2 separate regions of the Homo sapiens genome follow, and region 1 is linked to region 2. Evidence: chromatin loops called from intact Hi-C (ENCODE). Cell type or tissue: IMR-90. All regions are shown on one strand. Region 1 overlaps SUCLG1 (succinate-CoA ligase GDP/ADP-forming subunit alpha). Region 2 overlaps LOC107985905 (a long non-coding RNA gene).

Region 1 (8,000 bases), 110 kb after region 2:
ATCTAAAAGACGACATACTATATGATTCCCTTCATATATATTTCTAAAACAGACAAAACTAATTTCAGGTGAAAAAGAATACAGGTAACCTATAGAGAGGATGCAATTAGGTAGGATATGATGGAACTTTCTGAGATAATGAAATGGTCTATATTACGAGGAAGATGTTGTTACATGGGTTCATCCATTTCTCTAATGTATATGGCTGAGATTTATGCATTTCAAAGTATGTAAAATTTACCTTAACAAAAGAACTCTTTTAACAACATCACTGCTATGGGACGTGGATTGGAGATTACTTACCGATCATACAATAATGGTAGAATGTTGATAATTTTCAAAGCTAGGTGATGGGTACATGGGAGTACATTATGCTATCACAATTCTTTTGTAAATGTCTTAAAGTTTGCATAACCAAAGTTTTTCAAATTTACTGGAGTTGTGAGTAGCCCTTTCACTTTTTTGTTAATAAAACTGAAATAGGAAACACCACAACCTAAAATTCCAACCACTGCTGTCTGAGCTCTCAGATCAGAGGTAGTGATGGTGTTGTAGGAGGGAAGAGAGGTGAGAGAGGTGGTTAGGAGAAGGTGGACTCACAGGATCCTAGGAGGAGTGGAGAGGGTGGGTGGGAAAAGGAAGATGAAAGGGAATGGGAAAATGGAGGTGGTGGTGGAAGAAGATGAAAGAGTCATGGGGACACTGAGCTCCCTGGTTTAGGCAACAGGAGCAGAGGAGTGAAAAGAGAGATGTAGTCTTGGGACACATGCTCAGAGGACAGGGCAGGGTGCTGAGGCAATCCCAGAGCAGTCCTGGGTCAGGGTGGACCCTGAAAAGGATACCTTCTGTTAGGGTCGTGCAGTGGACTGAATGTTTATGTCCCCCAAATTTGCGTGTTGAAACCCTAATCAGAATGTGATGGTATTGTGAGGTGGGGCTTTTAGGATGTAATTGTCATGAGGGTGGAGCCCTCCTGAATGGGATTAATGCCCTTATAAATGACCAGCAAGCTAGCTAGCTCTTTCCACCTTGTGAGGATACAACATTGCTGTCTGTAGACCAGGGTGAGACCCTTACCAAGAACCCAACCCTGCTGGACCTTGATAGTGGACTTCCCAGCCTCTGGAACTGTGAGAAATAAACGTTTAAGCCATCTGGTTTATGGTATTTTGTTATAGCAGTCTGAGCTAAGACAGGTCACCTACCTATCATCTGAGTTGTGTCCCTGTCACAAAACCCCATTGAGTTCAACTAAGACATTTTCCCTATAGGGTCCTTGGTTTAGAGGAAAGAGGAAATGCCTTCCTTCCTGGGCCAGTAGTGTCACCCTGGATGTCCTAAGCACAAGAGCAGAGTACACTCAAGTTTATGGAGAAATGCCAAGCCCTAGCCAAGCCTGCCCTGTGATGAGCACCCTCACACACCACATAACGTATACCCAGGTACCCTCTGGCATGGAAGCCATTATCCACATTTTCAAGCTGAGGAAACAAGCAGAAACTAAAGTCTACTTGATCTGAAAGTCAATCACCATGTGTCCCTTGGTCTGGGCAGAATTCCTTGGTCTGTGACACTTAACACCTGCTTTTTGTGTTCTCAGCAGCAGCCTGGGCATGGCCATGCGAGCTCCCAAAACACAGTTCCTCAGGCCCATCAAACCTCCCCAAACCCATCTCAAATCCCCCAGTATTCCTTCACCTCCTCAAAATGAGCCCTTCCCCCTCCCTGACTTTGCACAGGCTGTTCCCTTACCTGAGTGTTCACACTCCCTTTTTGCATGGCTGGTACCTTCTCAGTCCTCAGGTCCCAACTCACATCCCCTCCCCAGGGAGAATTCCCGTCTGCGTTTCTTCAGGGGCTTCTCCCTAATATTATTTTTTTTTTTTGAAGCTCTTACTTGTTTCCTTCAGGACAGTTACACTATCTGATAATATTTTGTTCCAGAATGTAAGTTCCTGATGACAGGCACCACCTCTGTCTTGTTTAGTGGGAATTACCCACTGGGATTACTTCTTGTTAAGAAGTTCTTTTAAACACAAAACAGGATGGCTAACAGCTTTCCAGTTTTCTTGCAGTGAAATGTCTTAAACCTCAAAGAATGTGGGCTCTGGATGGGCCCTCTGCAGAACCACAGAAAAGCATGGCATTGGTGAAGATTCTCCATTTCCCAATGAGGCAGAAACTGAAATATAAATGAGCTTCTGCCTCTAATCCTGATGATGATAATGATGATGGTGTGGTGGGGATGGTAGTGATGATAGAGGCACTGATGACAATTAAGTTGCCTTATTACATGCCAGGGACTTCACACATTATCTCCAACCCTTTGAACTACCCTGCATGATGGAGATATATACATACATTAGAAAACTATAATTCAAAAGATACCTGAAGTCATTCTATGTCTAAGATAGACAAATGTCACGTTGACACTGTTACAGCCTCATTCTCCCAGAGGTTTCGGTTACAATGTTCTCTAAAGAACCCATTAAAGGCCCAGCGCGGTGCCTCATGCCTGTAATCCCAGCACCTTGGGAGGCCGAGGCAGGTGGATCACAAGGTCAGGAGTTCAAGACCAGCCTGGCCAACTTGGTGAAACCCCGTCTCTACTAAAAATACAAAAAAAATATATTAGCCGGGTGTGGCGGCAGGTGCCTGTAATCCCGGCTACTCGGGAAGCTGAGGCAGAGAGAACTGTTTGAACCCCGGGAAGCGGAGGTTGCAGTGAGCCAAGATCACACTACTGCACTCCAGCCTGGGTGACAGAACAAGACTCTGTCTCCAAGAAAAACAAACAAACAAACAAACAAACAAAAAGAACATATTAAAACATACACACACATAAATACACCTCCATTTCTCCCACTCTCCTCATCCTTCACACTGGAACAATAATAAGCCTCCAAAACCATATTGAAATCAAATAGTAGATTTATTGGCTGTCTCTGTAATACAATGTGGTGAAAACATCTTAATTCAGGACATCTTCCACCTTGTTTTGGCTTCCAGTTGTACTGCAAGACCAGTGTCAGGCACATAGGCTGATTAATCAGTGGACAACAGAAGCAAACTGCTGCTGGGTTACATGTCTACGTGATCCATTCCACAGTTTTAGGAATTTTTTTTTTCTTTCATAGCATCTTCCTCTTTTCAAATTCCTTCAGAAACAGAAGAGAGAGAGAAGAGAGATGGAATGAATAAAGATAAAAGATCCAAATCACATTTAGGATCAAAATGATTTTGAAACCTATTATCTTTAGGATCCCCTGAACAATCAAATTACAGAAGAAAAATGTACCAGGATGAGGGTGTTTGAACACAGAATAACAGCTTTCAAAATCAGTCTGTGTCAGCCTGAATTTCACGAAACAGATGCAGAGCTTCAACTTTACATTTCCTAAATCCAGAAGCAGAGAGGGAGGTTTTGAATAATATTTATTTTTTCACAGCAGTATAATAACAATAATTTTGGGAGCTGAGAAACTTCATTATGCTTCTGTAGTGCTATATACATGAACCCTTCTAAGAAGGCAATGGAAACAGGTTTGCTCAGTTTCTCAGAGAATAAAGCTAAAGACAGATTGTTACAAGGATTTGAACAAAATGTCAAGAACCTTAGAAATACCTGAAACAAACAAATATCTTAAGCAAAGTAGTGTTTAAGGAAACAATACCAAAAATCATATTTTTCTAGATTGTAACAATTAGGATAAAATGTGTAGATCCCTGCTGCCACTTACTGGAAGAAAATGGTAACACACATCTCCAATGTGAATTTAAGCATTTGCTTTTCTCCTTACCCCACCTTCAAATAAAATTATTTCTCACTCTCACTAAGCACCTAGATTTCTTTCAAACACTTTGGCACATAGTGTTATATTCCAAGAGCAGGATCATGCAAAGATCAATAAAAAAAGGAGTCCACTTTATTTATCTCTAAGACAAGGGCAAAGAAGACCACCAAATCAGGATTTTGAAATTCTCTCTGAATGCTGTTCCCTTCTAGGAAACCAACTGGTACCTATTTTCAGCATGCTTAAGAGGAGATTTTTTGTTGTTTTTTGCTTTTTGTGTGTGTGTGGCAGGGGTATACCATCATAAAAATAATGAGGGAGAGAGAGCCTTAAATGATCACTCAAAGAGACAAGCTGAAAATCAGTGCAAAGAGATTACAAAAGACATCAAATTACTTAGAATATTTAAACCCATAATGTCCTATTAAAAAAGGAAAAGCAAAACAAACAAACAAAAAACCAAAAACAAACCAAAAAAATGGTTAACAATGGTATCACAACATAGCCAGGGCCAATCTCCCCATCCTCTTTAGATCTCCCTCCACCCAAACTCCTTCTTCATCCAATTTCCATTTCTTGTTACTCAGCCTCCAACCTCCTCTCCCTAGAAACAGAAACCCATGGGGTCAGGGTGGCTATATCCCAAAGGAAAAAACAAGTAACAAAACATAAAGCAGTTCTCTGCACAGCTACCTTCCAAACTCTCAAAATGGAAATCATGACACTTACGATCTTCAAGATGCTTTTTGTGTATGTTGTATCTTGCCACTTACAAAAATAAAAATCCCAATGTTTAAAGAAGAAAGCTTTAAAATAAGAACATTATTCCTGGTCATGCCTAATTAGGGCACTAGGACATCAATAGAGTTGATACAAACTATTAAGCTGCACATCAGAAAACCAATTAAGTCCCAGAAGCAAAGGCCATGATTTCCAGGTATCCAGTGTGGCCACACACAGAGAAAGCCTGCAACCTCAGAGCACCTGGGCCACTGTTGGAGCTCACCTTGTAGATCGTGGTTCCCAGCTGTGCAGGAGACATACTGACCACAACTCCTGCACTCTGAAGGGCAGAGATCTTCTCTTTAGCTCCACCTTTTCCTCCAGCAATAATTGCCCCGGCATGACCCATTCTTCTCCCAGGAGGAGCAGTTAAACCAGCAATGAAGGACACTACAGGCTTGGAATTTGGACCCTAGAAAGAAAGTAATATTTTAAATGCTCTAATGAAGAAGTCAATCAAAACGGGACCTCAAATTCATGACTCTGCTGGTAAATGGTAAATGGCTTGGGCAGGGGAAAGCCCACCATTCATCTTAGGAAAACCAACACAAATATTAAACCATGATTGAAACCACTGCATTCTCCTTTGAGTTAACTTTCCATACAAACTCAGGAATACAACACTGTGCCAATGTCCGTATCTGTTCAATATAAAACTTCCACTTCACAAATACACATGACGCTATCATTTGAAAAGTAAAAGAGCATACTGGAAAATATGATTTGCGATAATAATAATTTAAGACACAAGACTGGGTTGCTTTACTTCAACCTAATATTATGCCTTAATTCATTATTAGTTCACCCTTAATAAATGTGCTAAAAGAAAAAGATGAGGTGGGAAGTATACTGGAAAGGACCTAGGACTTAATTTTCTAGTAACAAAAGCTGCACGACCTTGGACAAGGCTTCTTGAGAACCAGACTTCTGCTTCCTCATCTATGAAATGAAATGGCCAAACTGGATTGATGCCCAAAAGCCCTTTCCACTCTGGAATTCTGTGTCTAAGAGGGAAGATCAGAATTGGTTTTATTCAGCAAAAATCCATTCTAATGTACAATCTCTATATACTAGATTCTGAGGTTTAAAAAAAAAAAAAAAGAAAATATAAAAATGTCTGTACTCTAGACATGCAAAGTAGTTGAAGAAATAATATAAAATATGTATATACCTCAATCCATTAAGAGATACCATAGGCCAGGCATGGTGGCTCAGGCCTGTAATCCCAGCATTTTGGGAGGCCGAGGCGGGCAGATCACGAGGTCAAGAGATCGAGACCATCCTGGCCAACATGGTGAAACCCCATCTCTACTAAAAATACAAAAATTAGCTGGGCATGGTGGCTCGCGCCTGTAGTCCCAGCTACTCGGGAGGCTGAGGCAGGAGAATCGCTTGAACCCGGGAGGCGGAGGTTGCAGTGAGCTGAGATCATGCCACCGCACTCCAGCCTGGCGACAGAGCAAGACTCTGTCTTAAAAAAAAAAAGATACCATAAACTAATATATGAATATATGATTAAGTTTCATAATTAATGGTAATATCATGTTCATAACAGAAGTCCAGAGATAATAAGGAACCAGGTAAAACAGAGAGGACTGAAAAGGCAGAACTTGAGCACAAGTGGAACCTGAGAGCTTTCACTTAGGTACCATCATCTTCCCCTAGACCAGCAGTTCTCAGATCATTTGGTCTAGGGATCCCTTATACTTAAAAGAATTATTGACGATCTCAAAGAGCTTTTGTTGATATGTATTATATCTAATGATATTTAGTATATTAGAAATTAAAACAAATTTTATAAATATTTGTTAATTCACTTAAAAATAACATTTTAACACTTTAAAAACCATTCTAGTGAGAAGAGTTGCGTTATTTTACCACTTATATTTTCAACTCTTGAATGTTTAACTTAATGAAAGACAAATGGATTCTGATAAATGCTTTTGCATTCAATCTGTTGTAGTGTGTTATTTAAGCTGAAGTATAAAAGGAAAATCCAGCCTCACACAGATATGTAACTGGAAAAGGCAGAAGTATTTTAAATGACTGCCTTACAGATAATTGGGAGTATTCTTCTTTGATACTAACCAAATCTCTCAAGTGGTAATTTCTTACAGGTTAGGTGCAATGTTGGAATCTGAAACCATAGCAGTGAACTTTCTGTCCCTTGTTAATTTAAAACTCATTAATCTGTCTTGCACTTTGAGTGATCTTTTAACCACAGTGATTTTGTAACATGCATTCCTCAGTTAGGAAATATGTATGGGTTCACTGAGTTATGCAGATCTTCCAAATGCTGACATGTTTCATCATTTAATAACAACAAATCAGTTATCAGTATCACCATCAAGCTCATTAGAAAAGCCTCTAGGTAGGAGGAAGCTGTCAAGCTCACAGTTGCAGATGCAAATTTTCTAAAATTTTAAATATTCACTTGAAAGTTCAAATGTTATTATTAGCAACAAATACTATCAACTGTTTCCCTTGACACAGCAGGTTTACTTTGTTCATTATTGAGAAGAGATCTGTCTGAATTACCAGTTCGTCTGCCAGTCATTCTTTCAAGTAAAATTGGTGTCCCATGAAAAGGGCAGCTAGTTCAGCTCACAACTCAATTGTGACAATGCTTTACTTCCCATTTTATCACAAAATACTGACTCCAGGGTCATAATTTAATAAAATTAATAATTTGCATTGCTTCATCAAGGACACTCATAAGTGAAACTGGCTTTTTTTTTCTTTGCACTGTGAGTAGTACATGGCAGTGAATGACTGCTACTCTGGTTCGACTGACTGCCCTGATTCCCACTAAGATGCAGCATGCAAGGAGCTACATGGTCAGACACTGCTTACTCCTGCCTCATCTGCCACCTTTCCTCCCTTTCTCCTTATCTTCCAGTAACCCCAGAATGCTCTAGCTCTGTGCCTTTGCTGAGAATGCTCTCCACCCTCCTTGGATGCTTGGCAAACTCCTACTTAACTTTTAAGATCTGACTCTAGCTTCCTCTTCCCCATAAGCCTTTTCTATCTCTCCCTCCCACCCTCCCCACAAATGCCCTCATAGGTGATCATCTCATCAGTGACCCTGTTGTGCCTTTTACACCCTTCTACTATTAAATTCAGCACACTGGCTATAACCTATTCCCCGTGTGTTCTTCTACTAAACTATGAATTCCCTGAACACAGAGGTTATATTTTCACTAACTTCGGTATGCCTGGCACCTACTGTAGTACCTATGGTATAGAATTAAAAAGAAAAGACTCCACAAATTATTTACTCATTCACTCATAAGATCTACATAGAATATGAGAATCTCATGTTTGAGTGGCATTAATTTGTATTTGATTCCACTCCCCTGTTCCCCAAAAAGTGGGAATATTGTTGCACTAGAAAGGATCAAGACTTTGTTGAGCCTAGAATGG
Region 2 (8,000 bases):
TAAACTATACAAGGTAGATACCATTACTTTGTTATTTTGCAGATGAGGAAATTGAGGATTAGAAAGGTGAAGTTGCTTGCAATCACTCAGCTAATGAAAGGCATATGCTTTTCCTGAGGGACTGCAGTAACAGACAGTCCTAAACAAAGTATAAAGAAATGAATAACACACACTCCCTGCCCTCAGGATCACTTATAGCAATGATAACAGAAGACAGACAGCTACCTACAACATACGGCAGAATGCCCTCCGCCTGCTTCTGTCGTAGTTTGCTTATTCCCCACCAGCATGGGGTAGAGTGTTTGTAAGAGGCCCATAAAGCTTTAAAATCCCAGACACCCAGATTACACAGAGGACAAATTAAATCAGAATCTGGGGGAATGGGACAGAGTTAGTCCCGGCATCAGTAATTGTTAATGCTCGCCAGGTGACTTCAGTGAGCATCTAGGATTGAGAATTGCTGTGCTAGGATTGATAATATACAATTCAGAAGTGACTTCCGTAGAGCATAGTATGGGGTTAATTTCAAACTCTATCTGGACATTTTATTTTAGCATATATCACAGCCAGAGCTTGTGTGCTTGATCTCCTGTGCTGAAATTATGCTTTTCCAGGAGACAAATGTGCAGCCAAGGGTGAGAAGCACTATCCTACTGTTGCAGGAAAGTGTTCTGGGATTTCTTGGAGGAAAGGAAGGAGGGCGAGGTCTGAGCAGGTCAGGCTCAGAGCCACATATCACGGCTTGAACCTGAGCATCTCTGTTTTTGTCTTGTTTATATCGTGGGTCTCTGCCTCAGGTTTCTGGAAAAGAAAGGGCTCTGTTGCTGCAGAAATAAGTGTGAAAACCACTGTCTTAAAGTTCTTAGATGTCAAGAGTCCACAGGGTTTTTGTGTCAAGAAAACTATTTCTCAGCATCATCTTCAGGGTTACCTACTGGCACTTTGGTTACTGAAGTTCTTACGTGCAATTGCTGAAAAGCAAAGAATTGCTGGAATTAGAAAAATACCATAATTTAACGAAAGTGTCAATGAATACCATAAACTCAGAGTTTACAGGAGCCTTCACATATTCATACACTGCATATTTATTGTCTACTATGTTTTAGATGCTGAGGATACACCTTGAAGTTGACAGACAAGGTCTGGCTTTTAGGAAGTTTCTATTCTATTAAAATACAATTTAATCAGGCACAGTGGCTCACACCTGTAATCCCAACACTTTGGGAGGCCCAGGTGGGAGGATCACTTGAGTTCAGGAGTTTGAGACCAGCCGGGCAATACAGTGAGACCCCATCTCTAAAAATAATAATAAAAATAAAATTTGTAGCATGCCATTGATTTGCACTGGGTTCCTAGCCCAACAGCTCAAACCAATATGTGGTAATTCATGCTAAATGAAACAAATTAATTTAGAAGTATACTCATGTAACAAACAGCTGAACTTCAGTCAATGGTAGGTGGTCAGCTGATTCAAGTAAGACAAAATGCTGAGCTATAACTAAGTTGTTCTTTTTACCTCACTTCCCTTTTCTGTCCATAAATGCTGCTGTCTGATCATGTAGCACACAGAAGCTCTTTGACCCTGTTCTGGTTCTGGGGGCTGCCAGATTCACTTCACTAATCATTTTTGTTGTTGTTTTTTGGGTTTTTTTGCTCATAGAAACTCTGATAAATTTAAACTTGAGATTTTTCCTTTTTAACAATTCTAATGGGGAAGACAAGCAAGGGACAAATGTATAAATGAGATAATATGCATAATACACATCTTTCATTCTCAGGCCTGTCTGCATGGAGCCCTGTAGAGGAGGGGCTCTGCCAGGTGGTGCTCCTGCTCAGTCCCCCCTGCTTCAGAAGAGTCACTTTCCTTTCTAGCAAGGCCGGCGGGTCCTCTGCAGCTCAGTCCATGGGGGTCAGCTGGCATGTGCCACTACTGCTGCTGCTGTGGCCCCCTGTCCTCAGAAGCTTATCTGAGATCTGATGGAGTCTGAGAACCAGCTTGCCTTTGAGGGGCACCCAGAGGTCTTGGTTTCTCTACATCAGAAGGGTCCTTTGCTAATGAGGAGTTCACCTTGAGAGGTCTTTACCTCCCCAAGGCTACTTGGCTTCCATACATTTTTGAAGTATCCAAAAGCCCATCCTGTGAGAGATGATCACTTAAACACATCTTGTTGCTTCATATCTGCAACCTCAGATATCCAAGCCATTAGAGGTGTTCTGGGATTCACCCTAGAAAGAGGATTCCTGAATGTGTCATTTCTGTATGTGTCTGAATAAACAGTCACAAATGATTAGAGCTTACTGGGTATACTAATATATCCCACAGTCTGATTTTAAAGCTACAGATAGGTGTTAATGTAGAGAGACACCATCTATAATCCGATGAATGAATTGAATGAATATATAAGAAAAAATTTGTAATAAGCACATCAGTGTTAGCATACACATGAGAATGTCAAAGGTAGTTCAAACTCCGTTTAAACAATCTGCTCTCCTAAACATTGCCTTGTTCTTAATATCCTTTTGTAACCTCAGTAAAAAAAACAAACAAAAAAATACCACCTATCTCCTATGGATATAAGCACAAATATCAAATGAATAAGCTGAAAATTAATGAGTTTTCTTTTTCTTTAAATGGCTATACAAAAGCTTCAGTCTTCCCTTGTCAAATCATCAGGAATTTCAGGCACATAACTTTCATTCTGATGGGTTCATCTCACAGAATAAAAGACTTGCTTATAAAACAGCATTATTTTCTTCTCTTATTGAAAAATGTGTACACACTTCAAAGTTAAAAACAAAAGTTTCTTAAAGCACAAAGAAGCAACTTAAAATCACTCCAAAATTCTTAGCTAAAATACAAAGATTAATTATATGGAGTCTTTCCTTCCAGTCTTAAATGTTATATTTTTACAGGAATAACAATTTTTGCTAAGAACCTGAACTAGCACACATCAGGACAGAGTTGCATAATTAGTGGCTTGGAAAAAGATAGCAGTCACTCTTTAGCTACCAAATTGGCAAGATCAGAAATGAATGGCACCATAAAGATCTCACGTCTTTCATTAATGCTTAAAGCTGAGACTTTATTTATAAGGAGATTCTAAATTCCAGGCCAGTCTCACCGGGCTGTCCTTGATAGAGGTAGCCTGTTTGTCATGTTAATGAAGAGAAAATTTCCAGTTCTGAGTTCCACAAAGACTGTTCTCCCCCACCTACAGCTAAAGAGGGAGAAAAATGTCAGCAGGTAAGGGGTAGAATTGGAGTGAACCACTTCCTTACCTTTGGGAGCAGCTGGCCTAATGTCAATGTCAAGGGTGGGGCAGTTCCAGCTCCATCAGAGGTGACTGCACCATGACAGGCAATGCTCATAGGCAAATCCACAGCTCAGCACTTGACAGGCTGGAATATTATCTATCCCAGTGCTTCTCAAACTGGAGCAGCATCAGAATCCTGGCAGAGGGCTTTTAAAGCACAGATTGGGGCCAGGAAGGGTGGTTCACATCTGTAATTCCAGCACTTTCGAAGGCCGAGGTGGATCACTTCAAGCCAGGAGTTGGGAACCAGCCTGGGCAACATAGCAAGACCCTGCCTGTACTAAAATATATATTTAAAATTAAAACACACACACACGCACACACACACACTCACACAGATTGCTGAGCCCCACCCCAGGGTTTCTGATTCAGTAGGTTTGAGAATTTGCATTTTTTTATTATTATTATATATTTTTTTAAAAGATGGAGTCTCACTCTATTGCCCAGGCTGGAGTGCAGTGGCAGAATCTCAGCTCACGACAACCTCTGCCTTCTGGGTTCAAGCAATTCTCCTGCTTCAGCCTCCCATGTAGCTGATACTACAGGCATGTGCCACCATGCCCAGCTAATTTTTGTGTTTTTAGTAGAGACGGGGTTTCACCATATTGGCCAGGCCTGTCTCAAACTCCTGACCTCAAGTCATTTGCCCACCTCGGCCTCCCAAAATGCTGGAATCACAAGTGTGAGTCACTGCGCCTGGCCAAGAATGTGCACTATAACAAGTCACCAGGTGATGCGAATCCCAGGGGGTTCCAGGACCACGCTTTGAGAACCACTAGTCTATCCTGATGTTTGCACTGTTTAACATAGAAGTTCAAAACCCGGGCTTTACAGTCTGTCAGACCTGGTTTTTATTCCTAATTCCATCAATTAATAGCTATGTGAACTTGGGCCAGTAACTCAATTAATCTGAGCCTCTATTTTCTCACAAGTAGAATAGGAATAATTGCAGGGTTGTTCTAAGAAATGGATCATGTAATGTGTAAGTGCTTACACTTATGAAGCATTGCCAGCTTCATAATAAACATTTAATACATGATTATTAGTCTTTCTATTCAAGCCCTACCTCAACACCCTCCTGGAATCTTTCTGCACCTGTTCCTATTGATCTCTTAGTCCTCTAAAATGTTGGTTCACTTGCTTTCCAACCCGCTCTGTGGTAAGGAAACTCCATTTCCCCACCCCCATAGAGCCTCCCGACTCCACTAGCAAGTGGGTAATCCTCTGCTGCCACCTTGTGGCCTTCCTTCGCCTCACGCATTGCAGGCTAACCTTGTCAAGGTGGCGTTTCTGGGACTGCAATCCAGTAGCTGAGCATAAGCAAAGGAGCCAGACGTGGTGCCCGCTCAGTCTGCTCAGTCGATGTGAGGACTGTGAGGAAGGGTTCCCAACAGGACAGTCCGAAGGACACCCAAATCCTGAGGGCTACAGAATAACAGAAAGGAGCTGGAATCAGCACCAGGAGAGCAGGAGAGCGACCTGGCTGTGATCTCAGGTGAGTCTAGAGGCCCCGCTGAGCTCACTCAAGGCCTGGCCAGTGCCCTTCTATGCAGGACCCCAGGACACCTGCCTGTAGACATTTCTGAGGATTCCAGGGATCTCGAGCATATCCCTTCAGATCCCTCTTGCTACTGAGGTGGCCAAAGTCATGTGTGTCTAGGACAAGGCTATTAGAGGGTCCCCAGTAGTCCCATGTTGAGACCATAGTCCCAACTCCGAATGAAGACTGTTCATTGTAGCTGGTTTGGAATAGAAACCCAGTACTTCGGTGAAGAAAGCAGCAGGACAGAGCGATGTGAGCAATGAAATGAAGACTCAAGTTGCTCTTGTCTTTTATTCCCATTACTCCTTTTCCCTGGTACAAGTGTCTTAATGAGGGGGGTTGACAGCTCGATGGTGGGGGGTGGGTACAAATACAAACGGTATTTTTTTTTTTCAGGGATAGTAGGAAACACCTCTTTCCAGGAGCACATCACACCTGAGGTTCACGGTAGTGATAACTCTCTCCCCTCCTTGTGTTCTCATCCCTTAGAGCAATGAACAATGAACCAGAAGGTAGGGTGGAGAGTGAGGATGACACCTGGGATGGCAGCCACAGACCAGGAAGGCTGAGCTGGGAAATTGGTGCATTTTTTGGCTTCTCTCTTTAGAACATGGGTTATTTGGGGCCTTTTCATCCTCATTTTTGGGCCCCCAGGCACCAATTCTGAGAAACAGGAAAAGTTGCACTCAGCATCTCCTCCCTAGACCATGCAATCCGGCACACACTCAGACCCCTGAAAGAAATAAAAAGCAAAGCATTCCGATCCTTCTCCAGGGGATGGCATTTGTTCTCCTTCTGCAGAGGCTCATTTTAGATTTGCCTCAATGTAATATGCATAAGAAGTTAAGTCACCAGGGGCACCCCTTCCCCTCTCTAGAAGAAAGCTAAGACAAGGAAGGGGTTAAACAAAGGAGTAGGGCAAAACAGACACAGGCAGAGGAATGTAAGTTCTGCTGGTGAATCTGGGAGTAGGGGGGGTTATCTACCAACAATTTTCTACCCCTTAACCAGACATAAGCCTTGAAAATTGACTTCTTTAAGGCATTTAATCATGCTATCTCACTTATTATAAAGCATGCAACAGTTTGACCAAGGTCTTTTTTACATTCATTAATTCACATGGGTTTTAAATCTTGCAACAATTCTCTTGCATTGGTAGAGCAAACATCACTTATTCACTGATAAGAAAAATGGAAGCTCCAAGATACTAAATGGCTTGTCCAAAATCACAGAGCATTAGTCTCTCTCCGAGGGCAAAGTATTTATATCCAAAACTATAAACTTATACAGCATCTAGCTAGTTAACCAGCTTCAAGCACTTCAAGCAAGGCCTTGAAGGAATAAGGAATAGGGAGTGTGTGAACATTGTGCATATAAGTTTGGGTGAAGGAAGCAAAGTTGCAGAATCAAGACTGATGTGCAGGAGAGTGGCTTGATTTGCTAGCAGTGGGCAGTCAGAAAGGAATATGACTCCTGGGTGCTGGGACAGAAGGTGAGTGGAAGCTTTGTAGATTATCAACCAACAGAAGGCAAACTCTTCATTTACCTTATTTTACTTTTCCTCCTCATATAGATCCAAGTATGCCCAGTTGCACCATGGGAAAAATCTCTTCTCAAAGCCAAAACTATCTGAGGTGGGGGAAAAGATCCTAAAATACTTTTAACCATTTTTGTGTGGTTCTAACTTGTCTAAGCAGCAAAGAAACTTTCCTTTGTTAACTCGGGGGCGTCAAAGCCAGCTTTGTTTTCATGCCTAGTATTGATTTGGATCCTCCGGGGGGGGTCTCTTGACATCTCTCCACACCTTGCCTGATGAAGCCAGCAAGTCCAATAGGCTTCTCACTCACTGACAGACTGAGATGTTCAGAGCCCCTGTCTGGCATAACAAAACCTCTCTAGGGCAGAGTGAGGAGCTGAATGCCAAATCTCCACACAGGGCTTATGAGATCCTTCTGACATCATCATTTTTCTAGCCTGGAGAAAGGACTGGTGAAGGGAACACAGGACTTTTGTGTTCTCTGCTCCTAACAGACATAAACTCTTGAGAGGCAGCCCTTCACCGTGCGCTCCCTGAAAGAGGCTAGGCTGGACCAGCCATCAACCATCCTAGTTCCCAGCCTGACCCTGCCCTCCACAAGCTAGGTTACTCTGCCACTTCCCTTCTGGCCTCAGTTTCCACATCTGTCCAACAAAGGCTGGATGGAAGATTTCTAAAGCCCTCCTCAGCTGTCTTTTCTCTTTGGTGCTATGACTGGTTAAATTCCTCATTTCTTTCATACCTGCCTTTGACACAGTGTTTAGGTTTTCAGCCATTAAACCCTGGTGTGTCTGAAGGAGTAGCAAGGAGAGATCAGCCAGCCAGAGGGTTTCAACAAAAATACCTCACATGCTTGACAAATATTTACCAGCCAAAATGATATAAACTTATTCTACATACAAAGTCTGATGTTTTCACAATATAATACTCAAAAGTGGTTTTCTTTTGAGACGGAGTCTTGCTGTGTCACCCAGGCTGGAGTGCAGTGGTGGGATCTCAGCTCACTGCAACCTCTGCCCCTCCAGGTTTTAAGCAATTCTCTGCCTCAGCCTCTGGAGTAGCCGGGACTATAGGCATGTGCCACCATGCCCGGCCAATTTTTTGCATTTCTAGTAGAGATGGGGTTTCACCATCTTGGCCAGGCTGGTCTCAAACTCCTGACCTCATGATCCACCTGCCTCAGCCTCCCAAAGTGCTGGGATTACAAGCGTGAGCCACCATGCCTGGCCTCAAAAGTGGTTTTCAATGTTTGATACAGACACCTGGCAACCAGAGCTCAGAAGAAATGTGTACTTTTTTTTTTTTTTTTCTGAGACGAAGTCTTCGCTCTCGTTACCCAGGCTTGAGTTCAATGGTGCAATCTCAGCCCACTGCAACCTCCGCCTCCTGGGTTCAAGCAATTCTCCTGCCTCAGCCTCCCTAGTAGCTGGGATTACAGGCACCTGCCACCAAGCCCAGCTAATTTTTTTTTGTATTTTTAGTAGAGACGGGGTTTCACCATGTTGGCCAGCCTGGTCTCAAACTCCTGACTTCAGACGATCCACCCACCTCGGCCTCCCAAAGTGCTAGGATTACAGGCGTGAGCCACCGCGCCTGGCCCTAAGTG

The links. Peaks named below come from ENCODE experiments on the same cell type or tissue, not always from the same donor. Only the 100,000 strongest peaks of a DNase experiment are listed, where the experiment ranks them.
Region 1: it touches region 2 in a loop (17-fold over the local background); 9 of 110 quality-filtered maps call a loop at or near these places.

The regions. Positions count from the first base shown.
Region 1 is chr2:84,420,615-84,428,614 of GRCh38, forward strand. It overlaps SUCLG1 (succinate-CoA ligase GDP/ADP-forming subunit alpha), which reads right to left. Exons shown (of 9, transcript NM_003849.4): 8 at 4,801-4,989; 9 at 2,914-3,158. The coding sequence ends at 3,132. Among named protein-coding and RNA genes, the nearest start is that of SUCLG1, 35 kb to the right of the region's middle. In IMR-90, a CTCF peak has its summit at 3,740; no DNase peak of the experiment used is centred here.
Region 2 is chr2:84,310,451-84,318,450 of GRCh38, forward strand. The region is part of intron 1 of LOC107985905 (a long non-coding RNA gene); the gene reads right to left. Among named protein-coding and RNA genes, the nearest start is that of SUCLG1, 140 kb to the right of the region's middle. In IMR-90, a CTCF peak has its summit at 4,550 (motif pointing left); a DNase peak (open chromatin) is centred at 4,541; H3K27me3 peaks cover 487 bases.